2 separate regions of the Mus musculus genome follow, and region 1 is linked to region 2. A link is a contact called in ENCODE Hi-C or POLR2A ChIA-PET data. All regions are on one chromosome and are shown on one strand. Each heading gives the region's core, a stretch centred on a gene start or an enhancer-like site at or near the end of the contact. The rest is flanking DNA. Distances are from core to core; before and after follow the strand shown.

Region 1 (4,801 bases), core at 276-2,775, 440 kb after region 2:
TGGCAGGCAGAATCTCTGAGTTTGAGTCCAGCCTTACAGTCACTACATAGCAAGAGGCATGTCAGCCAGGCTTACAGAGGGAGATACAGACCCTGTCAGGAAAAAAAAAAAAAAAAGGAAGGAAGGCCGGGTTGTATGCCTTAAGTCCCAGCACTCTGAGTTCGAGGCCAGCCTGGTCTATGGAGTGAGTTCCAGGACAACCAGGGCTACACAGAAAAACCCTGTCTCAAAATAAATAGATAGATAACTAAAATAAAACAGGGAGGGGAAAAAACAAAAACAAAAACAAAAACAACCAAGAGAACAGGTTGGTGAGATGGCTGCTGTTATGACAAGGACCCACCTAAAGGTAGACAGACAGAATCAACTCCAAAGTTGTCCTCTGACCTCCACTCTTGTGCCATGATAGACCCCTCCAATCACACACACATCTTTTTTTTTTAAATTAAAAAAAAAAATTAGGGGCTGAAAAGGTGACTTAAGAGTTAAGAACAAGTGTTGCTCTTCCAAAGGACGTGAGTTCAATCCCATACGTCTATGTCAGACAACTCACTTCCTGTGACTCCTGCTCTAGGAGACCTATGGCTTTTGGCACACACACACACTCTCCCTCTCCTTCTCCCTCTCAAAAACAGAAGCAAAACAAAACAGCACCCACCCACATCACTTCCTGTTTCTTGCCCGACCTCACTCACGGCCCCTTTGGCTTTTTTTTTTTTTTTTTAATAGGACCTCATGTAGCCCATGCTGGCCTTGAACTCACCACTTATCCAAAGCTGACCTTGAACTCCTGACCCCTCTGCCTCTGCCTCCCGAGTCTGGGTTCACAGCTTTCCATGTTGGCCTTCTAGTGCACAGATGAGCCCTGCTATGGGTGCAAACATTCCCCTCACAGAGGGTACCCCCAGTTTTTCTCCTGCCACACCCTTGCCTCCCTAATGCACTAAATCCAAAGAGCTGGGGACTTTCTTGTCATTTATCCTCATTTTTAACGCCTCAAAGAATGTTTTCTAACTCTGTTGTGATTTTAAGACTGATTTTTTGAACCACGGCACCCATATTTGCCCTCCTTTTACTTTGAAAAATTCCTGGGCTAAGTTTATGGGAACTGAGCCCAGATCACAGCTGACCACTGAGGAGCAAGAGAGCTGGGGCCCCTGCAGACCAGTAAGGTTCAGGGAGAGGATGGAGGTGTGGACCGTGTGGTGGAAGGAGGAGGCCACTGCCCTGTTCATTCTATGCCTTTTACTTTGACCTGTGAAGTGATTTTTCCAGAGACTCTGGGATCCCAGCATTGTGCTCACCTCGCAGTAGGCATTAGGCCTTCTGGCCTCTGATCTGGGGTGCTCACCTGCCTCAACTGGCTTTCTGAGGGGAAAAGAGGCAGGAAGTGGTGCAGCTGACCAGACTGAGCACAGGGAAGGCGCTCCTGACTCCCTGTGGCCTGCTAGTCCAGATCCAGGCTCAAGTGGCCGCAGGATAGATGACTCAGGTAAGCCGTGCAGGCCAAACAGGCAGTGTCCACAGCCCAGCAGGCCGGGCCTATAATTAGCTTGCCTGTTGTCTTCTTAGCACCATCTCCTAAGGGTGGCCCTGCTGGGCCCTGAGCCAAGGCTGGAGGAGGCTGGCAAGAATGTGGTTATCTCACTTGGTGTTTGGTTGCCCAAGATGCTGCTTCCCGATGCTTCTAAAACTGGGCATCGAGCTGAAGTACCAGCACCTCTGCTGATGGGGGAGAGCCACTGGGCGAGAAGAATCCTTCCCATAGCAAGGATGAGCTAGCGAGACATTCTGGGATGTTTTTGCCTGAGCCCAGTGCCCATTTCTTTTCCTCAGACCCAAAAGTCCCTACAGCCTGGAGACACGGGTGGCCAGGTGTGCAGCTAAGGATTGCTTAGCAACCACGTAACAAACATCAGGTCCCTTAGCTCTTAAGCAGCCCTTTGACATAGACACTGACTACTCCTGCCCCTTTTACATATCAAGAAGCAGAGGCCCCAGGAGCTGGCTCAGAAGACAGACTGATAACAAGGGCATCCAGTATTTGAGTCCAGATGGCCAGATCCCGACTGACTCTGAGCTGGCTTGGCCACAACCTGTGTGCCGTCTTGGCTGTCACTCCCCACTCTGACCTTGGCTGAATGCAGGGAGTCAGGCCATAGTCTTTGCAACTTTGTGTCTGGTTCTACCGCTGGACAGGTATGGAAAGGGCACTGGGTGGAAGGCCCTCCCTTCCCTGGCCCTGGACAGCCATGTTTACTTCTGGTTGGGAAGTGTGGCTTCATAGGCACCTGACTGACCTGACGGGGTGGTAATGAACTCATGACCTGTACCACTGACTCACGGGCCAAAGCTGCTTCCCCACTCCATTCCTCAGTTTCCCCGGTGGATCAAGGGGCAGTAATGACCTCTTTGTGTTCCGTGCCGCCATGAATCGGGGTCAGTGAGCATCAGTCACACACCCTGGAATGCTCACAAGGAAAGGGTCATCTGCCGGGCCCGAGCTGCACGGTTGCCCGTGATGACATTGCTCTGGCCCTTGGCCCTGTGGCCACGTCCTCCAGGTTTTGTTACTGGCTTAACTCTGTGGGCTGGGTTTGGAGTGACTCAGCCTGAGTGTTGGTGACACCTTGGGAGGACTGGCGTCAGTGCAGCCATGTGGAGCAAGGTGGCTGCCAGTGGCTCGTCTCCTCTTGTGGCTTTCTCTTCTGGCTTCCCAGTCAGTCTGGTCTTTAGGCATTTCTGCACGCCTCTAATGGTGGATACAATGTCTCTAATGCTGGATACAAGGGATTAGCCCTGAACTTTAAGGAGAGCATCCTCAGGAGTGCCTTTAATCCCAGCACTCGAGAGGCAGAGGCAGGAGGATTTCTGAGTTTGAGGCCAGCCTGATCTACAGAGTGAGTTCCAGGACAGCCAGGGCTATACAGAGAAACCCTGTCTCAAAAAAAAAAAAAAAAAAAAAAAAAAAAAAAAAAAGGAGAGCATCCTCCACTTCTCTGGATCTTCACTAAATACATTCTCTTTCCTCTTCTCTGGGCACCCACCTCCATGCTGTCCATTTTCCTATCACTGGACTGGTCTGTGCTACAAAGCAGGCAGCCCCAACTTCCAGTCTACACTGACTTAGACAAGACAAAGCCAGATGCTGTGGCGAGGCTGGCGAGGTGGTGTCTGCCTTCCATAAGAGCGCTAGGGAGGCACATGGAGGTGGGTCTCTGTGTCTGAGGCCAATCTAGTCTAAATAGAGCAGAGGTTCTCAACTTGTGGGTTGCAACCCAACGTGGGAGGGGTTGTCAAGTGACCCTTTCACAGGGGTCACATAAGGCCACCGGAAAACTGGTATTTACATTACCATTCCTAAGTGTAGCAAAATTAATTAGTCATGTAAAAAGAAAAAAAAAATCACGAGAAACTGTATTAAAAGGGCCACAGCATTAAGAAGGTTAAGAACCACTGACAAAATTTCCAGACCAGACAAGGCTACAAAGTGAGACATTTTCTAAGACAAAACAAAACAAAACAAATCAAAACACCCGAAAAATGATGCAGAAATGAGGGTGAACCATTTGGAAAGGAGAGTTGTCGCCCAGGGCCTGTCCCCCAGTGATTGGTGGCGGTGGGTCCGTGGTTGTTTGAAAGGCAAGCTGGAGTTTAATGTGAAGCACTGGCGGCACCTAATGGCTCTAGTGGGTACTGCTAGTATTACAGCTTGACACTATAGCTAACCTGACCTTGAGTCTGGACTAAATACCTAAGTTTTTGGAAAGTGGGCAGATGCTATGGCTCTCATAAAGGGGAAGTTTTCTAAGTTTTCTAGCCATTTACTACCTCATACGTCACATTTTCCTGGATGTCTAGTTACCTACAGAACACAGATCACTCTAGTTACACACGTTTTTGACCCACATTAGATAAAGAGCAACTTAAAAACTCTGAGTATCATTCCACTATATGAATAAACTACATTACAATAATAGTCCTGGGCTGGGGAGATGGATCAGCGGGTAAGAGCACTGACTGCTCTTCTGAAGGTCCCGAGTTCAAATCCCAGCAACCACATGGTGGCTCACAACCACCCATAATGAGATCTGGCATGTCTGAAGTCAGCTACAGTGTACCTATGTATAATAATAATAAATAAATCTTTGAAAAAAAAACAATAATAGTCCTTTGATTTTTTTTTTGAGGCAATGTTTTTCTTGTTTTGTTTTGTAAGACAGGGTCTCAGTATGTGGGCCATCCTGGAACTATGTAGGACAGACTGGCCTCAGTACACACAGCTTCACCTGATTCTACCTCCTGAAAGGTGACATTAAATGCGCCCGCCACTGTGAATGACTACACTATTTTTTAGATCTATTTTCTGCATATGGGTGTGTGTTCTGCATGTATGTTGATGTGCCACGTGCATACTTGGTGTGAGAGATGACCAGAGGGTGTCAGGTTCTCTAGAACCAGGGTTATGGATCATGTGGGTGGGGAAAACTGAACTTGGGTCCATTTTAAGATCAAGATATGCTTTTAACCTCTGAGCCATTTCCCTGGCCCTTACAATAATCATTTCAATAATTTAAATGATAGTCTCCCAAGCTATACTCTGTAATCAATTACCAGATGTTTAGGTTATCTTCAATTTATTTCAAGTAGAAATATATAAACATTGTCATGCATATGTCTTGTCTTTTGTGGAACCTTGGCTAGACTTTGGATACAGATGGTCCAAACTTGAATGTTGGCCCTCATTGGCTAGTGACTTTGAGCAAAGTATTATGTTTCAGCATCCTCATTTGTGAAAAGG
Region 2 (4,900 bases), core at 1,490-3,989:
ATTCACATGAGTTTATTTACAAAGCCAAGATATTGCAACAGGAGATTTTTGCTCTCCAGGGGATATATTGCAATGTTTAAAGGCATTTTTGGTTGTCATAACTAAAGGGAAAATGCTGCTGGCATCTGTTGGGGACAGCCAAAAGCTCTACTGAACAGCTTAAAACATATGGACACTCTGCCTTAATTTTTCTGTCCAAAATGTTAATACACCATAGATTGTGACCCCCTGTGTTAAACATACAGAAATGTGGTATGCAAAACCAATGAAGAACCAGGCTTAGTGGTGCACACCTGTAACCCCAGAACTTTGGAGACAGGAAGATCAGGAGTTCAAGGTCATCTTCACTTAAACCATGGTTTAAGCCAGCCTGAGCTACATGAGACTGTGACTCAAAAAATAAACAACAACAACAACAAAAAACCACAACGGGGGTTGGGGATTAAGCTCAGTGGTAGAGCGCTTGCCTAGCAAGCTCAAGGCCCTGGGTTCAGTCCTCAGCTCTAGGGAAAAAAAATCACAATGAAGCTTGACCCTACGAAGAAGCTTACATCCACAGTGGCGTAGGAGTGGGACTGGAAGACTGGTGAAATGTTGGGGACCATGAAAAGTACCCAGAAATCTCCAAAGAATATGGTCTTGGTTGATGTCCTCCTTCCCCCTATCACCTGCCAACTAGCAGAAAGGTAAAGAAGAAAAAAGTTGAGGGCCTGGGGAAATGGCTCAGTCATTAAAACCACAAATTGCTCTTGCAGAGGAGCTGAGATGGTGGCTCCCAACCATCTGTAACTCGAGTCCCAGGACATCTTCCCTCTTCTAGCCTCCATGGGCACCAGGAAGCATTTGCTGCACAGACAAAAGACTCATATGCATAAATAATATATTTTTTTAAAGAAATGGGGTTAAGATCTGTACAAAGTCTCATGTCTGTAGTTCCAGTACTCAGGAGGATGAAGGAGGGTTACCATGGCTAGGCTACATAGTTCTAGGCTATTCTGAGCTACAATGTGAAACCATGTCTAAAAAAGAATGGAATTATTCCTAAGAAAAGGAGAAATAATTCCATTGGTTGAGAAGAATACAGTACTAGAATTTGGGATCCCAGCAAAGTTGGTTTGATAGCAACATACCTAATACAGTTAGGAGGATCAAAAAAAAAAAAAAATGTAGAGAAGTAGGAGTCATCTTAAAGATCAGTAGCTGTGCTGGCTGGTTTTGTGCAAACCTGACACCAGAAAGAGTCATTTTGGAAGAGGGAATTTCCATTGAGGAAAAACACCCCAGCAGTCTGACCTGTGTGTGCGCAAGTTTATGGGGCATTTTCTTGGCTGATGGTTGATGTGGAAGGGCCTGGCTCACTGTAAGCAGTTGTATTAAAAAGCGAGGAGGGACAAGCCAGAAAGCACAGTTCCTGCTTCCCTAGGTAATGAGCTGTAGGCTATCAGATGAAACAAACCCTCTCTTACCCAAGTTACTTTTGGTCATGGATTTTTATCACAGCAATTGAAACGCCAAGACTGAAGTAAACCAAGTGAACGGAAGTTTCTTCTATAGAGCAGCATACTTACCACACTGAGACAAGACTTAATGTAATCCTTGGGTGTTCTCTGTGCTTCAGAATTTCCTCATCAATAAAAACTGGATTCGTAAAAAATAACCTGTCCGGAAGAGGTGTGGTACCAAGAAAACACATACAACGCTTGGCACAGTCCCAACTCAATGATCCTTTCACTGTCTTAAAGTCATGGGTTACCATAGCGATTTGGTCCCTCCCATTCCCTTCATCCATTGTCAAGCCAGACCTGCCAATATATTTAAATTGTATTCGGGAGAGAGCCGAATCCACAGCCTTCAACTACCCGGTTACCTTCTGGTTACTTTTAGCTCTTAGGGCGTAGGATTTTTTTTTCTTTTCAATTTAAATATTTATTTGTTTGTATATGGGAATCGGGGAGGACACCAGGAGCATGTGTGGAGGTCTGGTGTCAAAGGACAACTTTTGGCTGTTCATTCTCTCCTTCCACCAAGTGAGGACCCGGGGATCGAACTCAACATCTTAGACTTAGATTAGGATTGTTTTAGAAATGGGAAGGAAAGAGCAGCGGGTGAGGGTGGGAGCTTGCCATCTATTCGCACCAAAAAGAAGGCGCCCACACAGCTAGGGACAAATGACAGGGAGCAGCCCTCAGGGATTTCAGTTAGGTCCCTCCCCGCAACTCTCATTCTCTCCTCCAAGAGTTCTCTTCCGAAAGCTTCCTGAGAGGGTAAGTTTATGGTGTGGTGGCTCAGGTTATCCTGAAGGCCAAGCCCTTTCTGCGACAAAGCGGGATGTCACAGGCGTGCAGCAGCCTGGATGAGGGGGTCCGGGTCTAGTACCGCCGAAACGTAGGCACTTTGGACCAGGGATGGACTAGGGCTCTCAGGAAAAGGCTGCTATGTGGGACAGGAACAGCACTGAAAAGAGCATGCAGCACGGAGCTAAGCCGCCTTGCGCTCAGGGTTCAGAATTCGAATCGTGGAGCTGGACGTGGAGTCTACTAGTCCCAGGCTACCAGCAACTGAGCAGTAAAAATGCCGGGGGTCCATGGGGAAAATATTCCTTGAAAGAGCCCCCGCCTCTGGATGGCTGATTAGCCAATCGCATCTCGGGGCGGGGCCTCGGAGAGTAGTTACAGCCAATCGGAGTTCAGGGGGCGGGGCCTGGTCCCGGGCGCGCGCTGTGGCGGGGTCGCCCTGGGCAGAGATCTTGGAGCTACGGTAGGGAGCCGCTGAGGCGAACCGCTGAAGGGAACCTTCCCAGCATGGACGACCCCGCGGCACCGGGGCCCGCCGGCTCTCCTGCTAATGACAACGGCAACGGGAACGGCAATGGGAACGGGAACGGCAACGGCGGCAAAGGGAAGCCGGCCGTGCCCAAGGGCAGGGAAACGTTCCGCAACCAGCGGCGGGAGTCGGAGGTGAGGAACCCGGAGGTATCCGCCAGCGGGAAGCGGCGGCTGAGGTGGAGCGGCCCTCAGCCCGGTCCCTTCCCGCTGCGGGTCGCCCGCTTTCTTGCCTTGGCCTGCGGTTTTCCTAACCGGCGCGAAGAGCGTAACAGATACTTTCCAGATACTTGACAGCTGCCGCCCGGTGAAGCCGGAATTTGGATCCCGGTGTACCGATGGGGAACCAGCGCATAGAGGTGCAGGGACTGGACGGAGGGGCGGGAGCCCGAGCTCTGCCGCGGGAGGGGAGGGTGGGCTGGCGGGCAGCACGCCCTCCCTCTTCACACTGCAGCAACTGGCACTGGACTGGACCAGACCAGCCTGGAGCACCAGCCTTCCCCTTGCTATATCTCCTGCCCTCGGGTGATGGCGGTGGCTTAGGGAGCGCCTTCCGCGAACAGCTCGCCCCTTTTCTAGGAGGGTTGAAAGACAGGATTCAAGCTGGGATAGGACCAGGGCGACGTTTGAGAGTAGCAGTCCCAGGATGCAGCTAATGGGATGGCTATTTAAATATCTTCCACCTTTTCTTAGGAAAAAAACAAAACCAAAACCAAAAAAAACTAACTTGGGACATGGAAAGGAATGAATTATTATTATTCCCCTACATTTTATCTAGCCATATTCCATCTATCAACCAAGAGCAAAACTGCATACAAGCAGGGACTCAGGGGGAACGAAATGTATGTGGAAGGGGATGTGAAGGTCATCTGGTTTAGCCTTTATTTGATTCGATTTCATCTGGATTTAATTATTTGAGACAGCCCATGGCAACGTCTATTGACAACTTGCCCTGGCTGGGCTTGAACTCACTGTGTAACTGAGGAGAGCTTTGATCCTCCTGCCTCTGTTTTTCAGGTGTTAGGATTACAAAATATGCTACCACAGTGAGCCTAACCTTTCATTTTACTACGTAGAAGCCACGGAGTTGGGGGGATGTGGCTCAGTGATGGAGTGCTTGTGTAGCTTACACAAGACTCTAAATTGATCCCCAGCAGCAGAAAAGGGGTCTGGTCATCTAGAGACAAAAGGTAAAAGAGATAAAACCAACTCTCCTGAGATCAGACACTTGGCTGACAGTGAATGGCCAAAACCACCAAGTTTCAGTGTCTGTCTGGCCAATTGTCTGTCTGTCTGTTTCAGTACCTCCATTTATTATCTGTGTGGCTTTAGGCAAATTAACTAACCTAGTTTCTTTTGTAAAACAGTTACCACTGAATAACTCAGAAGGTTGAGATAATCGAACACAAAGCCTTTTAAACAGTTCATATAATTAATTGGTCAGTACTTATAACTGTCATCATTCTCGTTAAGGGGCAGAGGGAGTCCTAGTCTGTGGTGATTCATTTAAATAGTATTTCACAGTTTCCAAAGTGATCAATCTGTCTATTTGGTTATTTGTTGTACAGAGACCAACACTAGCATATACACTGCCATTAAGCTCTCACCCCCGTCTCCTAGTTCCTAAAAGGTAAATGGAGCAGGGGAAACTGCCCCCAAAGTCACCATCTTGTACAGACAGGGTTTCTTTGTAGGGATTTTCTTTTAAAAGTGCCTTATACCTCCTTCCTCAAGAGAGACATTGGTGTGTTTTTCGATGAAGGAAAAGTTTAATCTTGGCTCATGGTTTCAGAGGACTATTGTGGTGGTGAGGCCATGTTGGAGGACAGCTCAAAACGGAGGAAGTGAAACATTGTTCTTGATCAAATATTTTGAGGGGCTAGCAATGAAGTTACAAGATGTTAATGATATATCAGTGAATAAGGCAGAAGGGTCTTTGCCCTTCTAGAGCAAGCATTCCAGGAAAGGTGGGGAGACACAATATGCAAATAAATGACCCCAGAGTGATAGGCTGGGTCTTCCTTCTGAAGTAGAGGCATGGCACAATCCCCACCTGTCTCAGTCCCCTGCAGGAAAAA

Evidence for each region. Hi-C counts contacts between places; a loop is a spot of excess contacts on that map. ChIA-PET counts read pairs that join two places held with the same protein, here RNA polymerase II (POLR2A).
Region 1: a loop to region 2 is called in a map of gastrocnemius, with 2.3 times the contacts of the local background. The contact joins the enhancer-like site here to the promoter of Strip2 in region 2. A Hi-C loop is called at or near these places in 1 of 37 maps with a recorded cell type or tissue (gastrocnemius). POLR2A ChIA-PET finds 5 or more read pairs at or near these places in 1 of 5 experiments (Patski).

The regions. Positions count from the first base shown.
Region 1 is chr6:30,354,302-30,359,102 of GRCm38, forward strand. No RefSeq gene overlaps it. Among named protein-coding and RNA genes, the nearest start is that of Zc3hc1, 34 kb to the right of the region's middle. Within about 2 kb of position 1,526, at least 1 of the 3 ENCODE cell types and tissues checked has a DNase peak (open chromatin) inside an H3K27ac peak, as active enhancers do.
Region 2 is chr6:29,914,274-29,919,173 of GRCm38, forward strand. It overlaps Strip2 (striatin interacting protein 2), which reads left to right and starts at 2,740. Exons shown (of 21, transcript NM_177204.3): 1 at 2,740-2,957. The coding sequence starts at 2,802.